2 separate regions of the Homo sapiens genome follow, and region 1 is linked to region 2. A link is an interaction called in ENCODE POLR2A ChIA-PET data of the cell type or tissue named here. Cell type or tissue: PC-9. All regions are shown on one strand. Region 1 has its middle 22 kb from the start of LHFPL5. Region 2 overlaps SLC26A8 (solute carrier family 26 member 8).

Evidence for each region. Peaks named below come from ENCODE experiments on the same cell type or tissue, not always from the same donor. Only the 100,000 strongest peaks of a DNase experiment are listed, where the experiment ranks them.
Region 1: POLR2A ChIA-PET joins it to region 2 with 31 read pairs; 2 of 35 experiments call an interaction of 5 or more read pairs at or near these places.

The regions. Positions count from the first base shown.
Region 1 is chr6:35,824,916-35,829,915 of GRCh38, reverse strand. No RefSeq gene overlaps it. Among named protein-coding and RNA genes, the nearest start is that of LHFPL5, 22 kb to the right of the region's middle. In PC-9, no CTCF peak of the experiment used is centred here; a DNase peak (open chromatin) is centred at 2,795.
Region 2 is chr6:35,942,496-35,947,495 of GRCh38, reverse strand. It overlaps SLC26A8 (solute carrier family 26 member 8), which reads left to right. Exons shown (of 20, transcript NM_052961.4): 20 at 3,156-3,980. The coding sequence ends at 3,596. Among named protein-coding and RNA genes, the nearest start is that of SRPK1, 24 kb to the right of the region's middle. In PC-9, no CTCF peak of the experiment used is centred here; no DNase peak of the experiment used is centred here.

The sequences.
Region 1 (5,000 bases), 120 kb after region 2:
TTTTTGCCTATTTTAATACAATAACAAGCGTTGCCCTCCAAATGGCAGAATTAGACTGTTTATTGAAGTGCATCAGCTGCCTGCCATTTGAGCTATGTTCTTAATAGTTGTGCCACTAAGATGTGATTGTTTGCATTGGTTGCTTTGGATTCACTAGGATAGAGGAGAGAGTGGTTGATATTGGAAAATAAATTTAGTAGACCTTATTATAAATCCTTTGAAGACAGATGACAAAAGTGAGATGGGTTTTCAGGGTTGGAATCCTTAACCATTCATCTTCATCAACTTAATTTACAACAAAACAAACATGTATCCATCAACATATAAGGATACCAGAATCTAATCTCTGTCCTGATAAAGCATTCTGATAGCCAGGTGTGGTGGCTCAGGCCTGCATTCCTGGCATTATGGGAGGCTGAGGCGGATGGATTGCTTGAGCTCGGGAGTTCAAGACCAGCCTGGGCAACATGGCAAAACCCCTATCTACAAAAAAGACAAAAATTAGCCAGGTGTGGTGGCGCATGCCTGTAGTCCCAGCTACTTGGGAGGCTGCGGCAGGAGGATTGCCTGAGCCTGGGAAGTCGAGGCTGCAGTGAGCTGTAATCACACCACTGTACTCCAGCCTGGGCAACAGAGCAAGCAAAACCCTGTCAAAAAAAAAAAAAAAAAAAAATTCTGATAAATGCCCATTTCCACAGAAAATTTAAGTAATTGTGAAAACCTTTAAAAAGGCTCCTGTGATTCCCACCTGTTGGTATTCATATAATCCATTTGCCTTCAGTGTGGGCTGAACTTTCTTCTGTTAGAATAGGGCAGAAGCAATGGGATATCACTTCTGAGACAGTTACAAATGGTCTGGCTTCTCTGCCCATGCACACTGCCTTGCTCTCCTTTCAAACCCTTATTTTGGGAAACAAGCTGCCATATGAGTAACCCTAAGGAGAGGCTAACAGCCAGCAAAGAACTGAGACCCACTGCCCAAGGTAATTTACAGATTCAATGCCATCCCCATCAAGCTACCAATGACTTTCTTCACAGAATTGGAAAAAACTACTTTAAAGTTCATATGGAACCAAAAAAGAGCCCGCATCGCCAAGTCAATCGTAAGCCAAAAGAACAAAGCTGGAGGCATCACACTACCTGACTTCAAACTATACTACAAGGCTACAGTAACCAAAACAGCATGGTACTGGTACCAAAACAGAGATATAGATCAATGGAACAGAACAGAGCCCTCAGAAATAATGCCGCATATCTACAACTATCTGATCTTTGACAAACCTGAGAAAAACAAGCAATGGGGAAAGGATTCCCTATTTAATAAATGGTGCTGGGAAAACTGGCTAGCCATATGTAGAAAGCTGAAACTGGATCCCTTCCTTACACCTTATACAAAAATCAATTCAAGATGGATTAAAGATTTAAACGTTAGACCTAAAACCATAAAAACCCTAGAAGAAAACCTAGGCATTACCATTCAGGACATAGGCGTGGGCAAGGACTTCATGTCCAAAACACCAAAAGCAATGGCAACAAAAGCCAAAATTGACAAATGGGATCTAATTAAACTAAAGAGCTTCTGCACAGCAAAAGAAACTACCATCAGAGTGAACAGGCAACCTACAACATGGGAGAAAATTTTCACAACCTACTCATCTGACAAAGGGCTAATATCCAGAATCTACAATGAACTCAAACAAATTTACAAGAAAAAAACAAACAACCCCATCAAAAAGTGGGCGAAGGACATGAACAGACACCTCTCAAAAGAAGACATTTCTGCAGCCAAAAAACACATGAAAAAATGCTCATCATCACTGGCCATCAGAGAAATGCAAATCAAAACCACTATGAGATATCATCTCACACCAGTTAGAATGGCAATCATTAAAAAGTCAGGAAACAACAGGTGCTGGAGAGGATGTGGAGAAATAGGAACACTTTTACACTGTTGGTGGGACTGTAAACTAGTTCAACCATTGTGGAAGTCAGTGTGGCGATTCCTCAGGGATCTAGAACTAGAAATACCATTTGACCCAGCCATCCCATTACTGGGTATATACCCAAATGACTATAAATCATGCTGCTATAAAGACACATGCACACGTATGTTTATTGCGGCATTATTCACAATAGCAAAGACTTGGAACCAACCCAAATGTCCAACAATGATAGACTGGATTAAGAAAATGTGGCACATATACACCATGGAATACTATGCAGCCATAAAAAATGATGAGTTCATGTCCTTTGTAGGGACATGGATGAAATTGGAAACCATCATTCTCAGTAAACTATCGCAAGAACAAAAAACCAAACACCGCATATTCTCACTCATAGGTGGGAATTGAACAATGAGATCACATGGACACAGGAAGGGGAATATCACACTCTGGGGACTGTGGTGGGGTGGGGGGAGGGGGGAGGGATAGCATTGGGAGATATACCTAATGCTAGATGACACGTTAGTGGGTGCAGCACACCAGCATGGCACATGTATACATATGTAACTAACCTGCACAATGTGCACATGTACCCTAAAACTTAAAGTATAATAATAATTAAAAAAAAAGAAAAAAAAAAAAAAAAGAACTGAGACCCTCCATCCCAACAAACTGTGAAAAACAATCCTGCAAACCACCACTGAGCTTGGAAGTGGATCCAACACAATTGCAGCTTGTGAGAAACCTTGAGGCAAAAACACTTAGCTAAACCTTGTCAGGATTCCTAATCCACAGAAACTGAGATATGTATGTTGTTTTAAGCCACTGCATTCTGGAGTAATTTGTTAAGCAGCAGTAGGTAACAGGATTGTCAGGTCATGAGCACTGAGGATATTCTTCAGGTTCACATTTCACCTATAAATGACTGGCCCTTCCTATTTTGACCATATCTACTCAGGGCTGTCAGTGAAGCTCGAGCACCATAACTGACTCTACAGAACAGCCCAAAGCAGAGAGAGGCAAGCCAGAGTGAGAAAAGAATAAGGTTGACTTCATAAAAGGAGTGCTGACATTACTGATTTTTGTTTGTTTTTTTGTTTTATTTATTTATTTATTTATTTATTTATTTTTGAGACGGAGTCTCGCTCTGTCACCCAGGCTGGAGTGCAGTGGCACAATCTCGGCTCACTGCAACCTCTGCCTCCCAGATTCAAGCAATTGTCCTGCCTCTGCCTCCCGAGTAGCTGAGCAAGGTGTGGGTTATAGGCAGATGCACCTTAAGCCCCTAGCAGCTTCTGCAGACCACTAAAGTTGCCATTTCAGTGAAATATTTTGAGAATAGACTTTTTTTTTTTTGAGACAGAGTCTTGCTTTGTTGCCCAGGCTGGAGTGCAGTGGTGCAATCATGGCTCACTGCAGCTTCAACCTCCCAGGCTCAAGTGATCCTCCCACCTCAGCCTCCCAAGTAGCCGGGATTACAGGCATGCGCCACCATACCCAGCTAATTTTTGTAATTTTTATAGAGATGGGTTTTTGCCATGTTGCCCATGCTAGTCTTGAACTCCTGGCCTCAAGTGATCCTCCCACCTCAGCCTCCCAAAGTGCTGGGATTACAGGCGTGAGCCACTACGCCTGGCCAAGGATAGACTTCTGGAAATTTTTTTTGTACCTCTTCAAAAAGTAAATTATGAGATAAATGATAGAAAAGTCACTAAGCTACAGAATTTGTCAAATTTTGTCATTCATCAAGCTTGCATAAAGTAGATACTGACTGAATTAATTAATTAATTAATTAATTAATTTTTTTTTTTGACACGGAGTTTCACTCTTGCTGCCCAGGCTGGAGAGCAATGGCACGATCTCGGCTCACTGCAACTTCCGCCTCCCAGGTTCAAGCCATTCCCCTGCCTCAGCCTCCCGAGTAGCTGGGAATACAGGCATGTGCCACCACGCCCGGCTAATTTTTTATTTTTAGTAGAAACGGGGTTTCACCATGTTGGTCAGGCTGGTCACAAACTCCCAACCTCAGGTGATCTGCCCACCTTGGCTTCCCAAAGTGCTGGGATTACAGGCGTGAGCCACCGTGCCTGGCCGACTGTGAATTAATTTTATCAACAAAAGAAAATATGAATGTCCAGGCTGGGCAACATGATGATACCCTGTGTCTACAAAAATTAAAGATTAGGCGGATGTGGTGGTACACACCTGTGGTCCTGGCTACTTGGGAAGCTAAAGGCAGGAGGATTGCTTGAGCTGAGGAAGCCGAGGCTTCAGTGAGCCGTTTTCACGCCACTGCACTCAAAACATATATACAGCCTGGGCGTGTTGGCTCACGCCTGTAATCCCAGAACTTTGGGAGGCTGAGGTGGGCGGATCACGAGGTCAGGAGATCAAGACCATCCTGGCTAACACAGTGAAACCCCATCTCTACTAAAAATACAAAAAATTAGCCAGGTGTGGTGGCGGGCGCCTGTAGTCCCAGCTACTTGGGAGGCTGAGGCAGGAGAATGGCATGAACCCGGGAGGCGGAGCTTGCGGTGAGCCAAGATCGCACCACTGCACTCCAGCCTAGGTGACAGAGCGACACTCTGTCTCAAAAAAAAAAAAAAAAAAAAAAATACAAAATTAGCCGGATGTGGTGGCACACGCCTATAATCCCAGCTACTCGGGAGGCTGAGACAGGAGAATCGTTTAAACCTGGGAGGCAGAGGTTGCAGCGAGCCAAGATCGCGCCATTGCACTCCAGCCTGGGCAACAAGAGCAAGATTTCGTCTCAAAAAATATATATAAATATAAATATATATATATACACACAAATGTGATCATTCTCATAAACTAGCTGCCATGGACCAAGTGACAAGATCAAATCCCATTATGGAAGTTCCCACCACCAATTTAACTGTGACAACACTGGGATACTCATTCCTAGTGACTGAGCAGGTTGTCACAGTGCATTGGCCAAACACACAGCTGACAGCCAAAGATAGGAAAACTGTTCCTGTATCACTGATCGGTTGATCAAGCAACAAGATTCATCTGTTCAGCTCTTTACCCACA
Region 2 (5,000 bases):
TAAAAATAATACTAATCTCTTATGTTCCAATTGTTAGAATTCTTATTTCAATATCATATATTATTGCATTAACTAAACCTCTCAGAACAAGTAATAATGATGAATCTTGTCTTACTCCTGAATTTAATGAGAAGGATCCTGTGTGTCTCTATTAAGACTAGTGGTGGCCAAGTGTGGTGGCTCATGCCTGCAATCCTAGCACTTCGGGAGGCCAAGGAAGGCGGATCACTTGAGGCCAGGAGTTTGAGACCAGCCTGGCCAACATGACAAAACCCTGTCTCTACAAAAAATACAAAAAAATTAGCTGGGCATGCTGGCGCGTGCCTATAACCCCAGCTACTCAGGAGGCCAAGGCATGAGAATCACTTTAACCCAGGAAGCGGAGGTTGCAGTGGGCTGAGATCCTGCCACTGCACTCCAGCCTGGGCAACAGAGCGAGACCCTGTTTCAAAAAAAAATTAAAAAATAAAAGACTAGTGGTGATGCTGGTTTAAGATGGACATATCAGCCAGCCGTAGTAACTCATGCCTGTAATGTCAGCACTTTGGGAGACTGAGGCAGAAGAATCACTTGAGGCCAGGAATTTCAGAGCAACCTGGACAACATAGTGAGACTCTTATCTTGAAAAAAAAAACTAAAAATCAGCCAGGTATGATGGTGCATACCTGTAATCCTAGCTACTCGGGAGCTTGAGGCAGGAGGATTGCTTGAGCCCAGTAGTTTGAGGTCACAGTGAGCTTTGATTGTGCCACTGCACTCTGGCCTGGATGACAGAGTAAGACCCGGTCAAAAAAAAAGATGGACATTATCTACTATGTTTTTAAAAAATATTTTCCTAACGTACTAACATTCTTATATTAAGACTTGGTATTGAATATGTCAATTGTTTTCTACTATTTAAGACAGGGAAGACTAGGAGAGGAGCAAGTTCTATTTCATGTGTATTGAATTCAAAATGCCTGGGCCAGGTGTGGCCTCACGCCTGTAATCCTAGCACTTTGGGAGGTGAGGCAGGTGGATCACTTGAGGCCAGGAGTTCGAGACTAGCCTGGCCAACATGGTGAATCCTATTCTCAACTAAAAATACGAAAATTAGTCGGGTGTGGTGGCGCATGCCTGTCATTCCAGCTACTTGGGAGCCTGAGGCAGGAGAATCACTTGAACCTGGGAGGCGGAAGTTGCAGTGAGCCAAGATCATGCCACTGTACTCCAGCCTGGGCAACAGAGTGATACTCTGTCTAAAACAAAACAAAACAAAACAAAAAAATTCAAGTGGCCTATTAAACATTCAAATGGAGATGTCAAGAATGGAAGTGAATTTATGAACCTGCAGATCAGGGGAAGGGTTATAACCAAAGAATCATCAGCATCAGCATATAGATGGTAATGAAAATTATGGGCCCAAAATAAAAGTCCCTATGGAGAGAGCATAGATAGACAAGAGAAAGGTCCCAGGATCAAGCCCTGGGGCATACCAACATCTAGAAGTCCAGTAGAAGGAGAGGAGATAGCAAAAAGACCAAGGAGCAGCAACCAGGAAGGAAGGAGGAAAAGCAGAAGAGTGTCATATGGTGGTCGAGAAGAAAATGTTTCAGGAAAGTTGAAGTGATTAATTTTGAGGAATGCTGTTACAGGCTGATTCAAGGCTGATGCAAGGCCTGTGGGCACCTGCTATGTGACAAGCTCAGTGTCTGGTACTGGGGATATCAAGAACCAGGCCCTGTCATATACCACAAGGAGCTTAGAGTCTAGTAAGGAGTAGGTTTGTAAATAAATAAAGAATATGTTACTGGTACTATGATGGAAGTGTGAATGAGATGTAGTTGGAACACAAAAGAAGCTGTGGTCCTGCCTGGTCATCTTGGCTCTGAATCTGGGGTGATGACTAAGTGGATGTGGACAAGATGGAGGAGGACAAGGTAGGCAAAGGGAATGGCACGCACAAAGCTGAGCAGTAGTCAGGCAACTCTGGGTAACTTTATGGTGAGAGCAAAGGGCGGGGACCACAGCTGGAATAAAGCTAAAGAAGAATGGCAAGAGGCCAGGTCACACACAGCCTTATAGGCCCTGTCAAGGATTGCACTGGGGGTTGGCAAGACAAGTAAGATCAAGAAGACAAGATGTTTCAGAATGTTGTTAAGTCCATTGCTGTTTTAAATGGTTGGTCATGAAATCCGGTCTAGCTAGAAAAGCCAGAGAAATTCTAAGTTGGAAATTGATTGAGTCTGAAGAATAGTGAGTAACTGAGAAACCAGAAGGTAGAAAGAAGATGAAAAGCAGATTTATGGATGATGTCATTGGCATTTTAAAGAAAATTAAAAAAAATTTTAATGAAAAATAAATAAAGGTTGGGCACAGTGGCTCATGCCTGTAATCCCAGCACTTTGGGAGGCTGAGGCAGGTGGATCACTTGAGCTCAGGAGTTTGAGACCAGCCTGGCCAACATGGTGAAACCCTGTCTCTACTAAAAATATAAAAATTAGCCAGTCGTGGTGGTGCATATCTGTAGTCCCAACTACTTGGGAGGCTGAGGCAAGAGAATCACTTGAATTCGGGAAGTAGAGGTTGCAGTGAGCCAAGATCATGCCACTGCACTCCAGCCTGGGCAACAGAGCAAGACTCTGTGTCAAAATTAATAATAATAATAAACAGAAAAGTAGATTTAGGCAAGAAATATTTTCTACTCTGCAAGGAACCCATGGTTCTGGTACCTTAAGTCCTGTTGTATTCTGAAATTCCTTGACTGCTCAAAAATTAAAATTCTGGGTTTTTTTGTTTGTTTGTTTTTTGAGACAGTCTCACTGTGTTGCTCAGGCTGGAGTGCAGCGGTGTAAACACAGCTCACTGCAGTCTCAGCCTCAAGCAATCCTCCTGCCTCAGCCTCCTGAGTAGCTAGGACTACAGGCATGTGCCATCATGCCCAACTAGTTTTTAAAATAATAATAATTATTATTATTATATAATAATTATAATTATTATTATTATTTGTTAAGATAGAAGTTTTACTATGTTGCCCAGGCTGGCCTTGAACTCCTGGTCTAAAGCGATTCTCCTGCCCCAGCCTCTCAAAGTGCTGGGATTACAGGTATGAGCCACTGCGTTCAGCAGAAGGTTAAATTTAATTAGAAATTTTAACCCACCTAATTGTATTTCAGAATGACAATTCAAGATATAAAATGAGCAGCAGTTTTCTAGGAAGCCAAAAAAATGTAAGTCCAGGCTTCATCAAGATCCAACAGCCTGTAGAAGAGGAGTCGGAGTTGGATTTGGAGCTGGAATCAGAACAAGAGGCTGGGCTGGGTCTGGACCTAGACCTGGATCGGGAGCTGGAGCCTGAAATGGAGCCCAAGGCTGAGACCGAGACCAAGACCCAGACCGAGATGGAGCCCCAGCCTGAGACTGAGCCTGAGATGGAGCCCAACCCCAAATCTAGGCCAAGAGCTCACACTTTTCCTCAGCAGCGTTACTGGCCTATGTATCATCCGTCTATGGCTTCCACCCAGTCTCAGACTCAGACTCGGACATGGTCAGTGGAGAGGAGACGCCATCCTATGGATTCATACTCACCAGAGGGCAACAGCAATGAAGATGTCTAGGAGATGAACTAGAAATAAGGGGTCAGATAATGCTGGCAAATCCTCCTACCCAAAAAGGGGTCAATTGTCCAGAGACCTAGACTGGATACGAACTAGCAGTACTTCCTTCCTGACTGTGACTCCTACTACCTGCCAGCCTTCTTCCTTGCTCTGCGCTGGGATCATACTCCCAAATCACATTACTAAATGCCAACAATTATCTCTGAATTCCCTATCCAGGCTCCCCTCATTTCACCTTCAGCATATATTCTAGTCATGAATTTCCTTCTTCACACACCCCACATCTCTGGGCTTTGTGCCAGACCATCTCTAACTTAATCCTCTCATCCCTGTTCCCCTTTCTCCAAAGAGATGAAGCTCAAATAAAATGTATAACTCTAGTAACATTTGGATCCTTCCTGCACCTTCTCCCTTCTCTGTATTCTGTATCCTGAAGGAAATGTCAAATAGGAGGGATCCTGGAAGGGAGTGGACATCATGGAGAAGAGATGAACAAGAAAAAGAAAAATTAAGTAGCATTTGTATTTTATATGCAAGGTATTTTCCCTGTACTGATAGGGGAAATGGGGAAAACAGGCAGGTTAATCCAGGCCAAAGGTAAGCCAGCCTGTGAGACTTGTAGTACCAGGTCCTGCTAAGCTGAGAGCACTTTTGCTGTCATTCTCAGAGGTCAAGATCTTATCCTGCCACTCGTTTCATAAGGCCAATTAGTAGTACCAACTGATGGGAATTCCCTTTCTGGAACTCTCCCTGGTGTTCAGATTCACATTCACCATTGCTTCTTTCTTACAAGTTTTTAAGATATAGGCAATTTGGAATCTGTACTCTTGGTGCACCGAGGAGTTAAAATCTGTGACAGCCACAACCAGCCTAGAAGTTGGAAAAGTCAATCATTACTAGTTTTGTCCAAATCCATTCAAAAAATTTCCCCCTTCCCCATTTAAAATATGTCTAGTATTAAAGTATGACCAGAAGAAAAATATAGACCCCTGGGCAAAGGTATATGAAATCCTGAATTTTATTTCCAGCTCAAAAAACATGACTCCTCCTGTTTGGGTACTCCATTTCTCTTGTTAAGTGAAATAAATCTTAGTTAAAATATAGATTTCTTTTATCATAGAGATAGCACATGCATTCACTCATTCTACAAGCATTTTGTTACATGCATCTGCTACATGCATAGCACCTTGAACTGTGAGGTAGGTAAAATAATATTATCCTAATTTATACATGCATAAACTGAGATATAATGTGCAATATGACCTTGTAAATACAAAAAGAGGTAGGGGCCAAAGTCACAAGCTTCATTGTTTCATGTTTACTGAACACATTTATTGAACACCTACTCTGTGCTAAGCACTGTCCCAGGTGCTGAAGATATAGGATGAGTATAGAACAGATGAC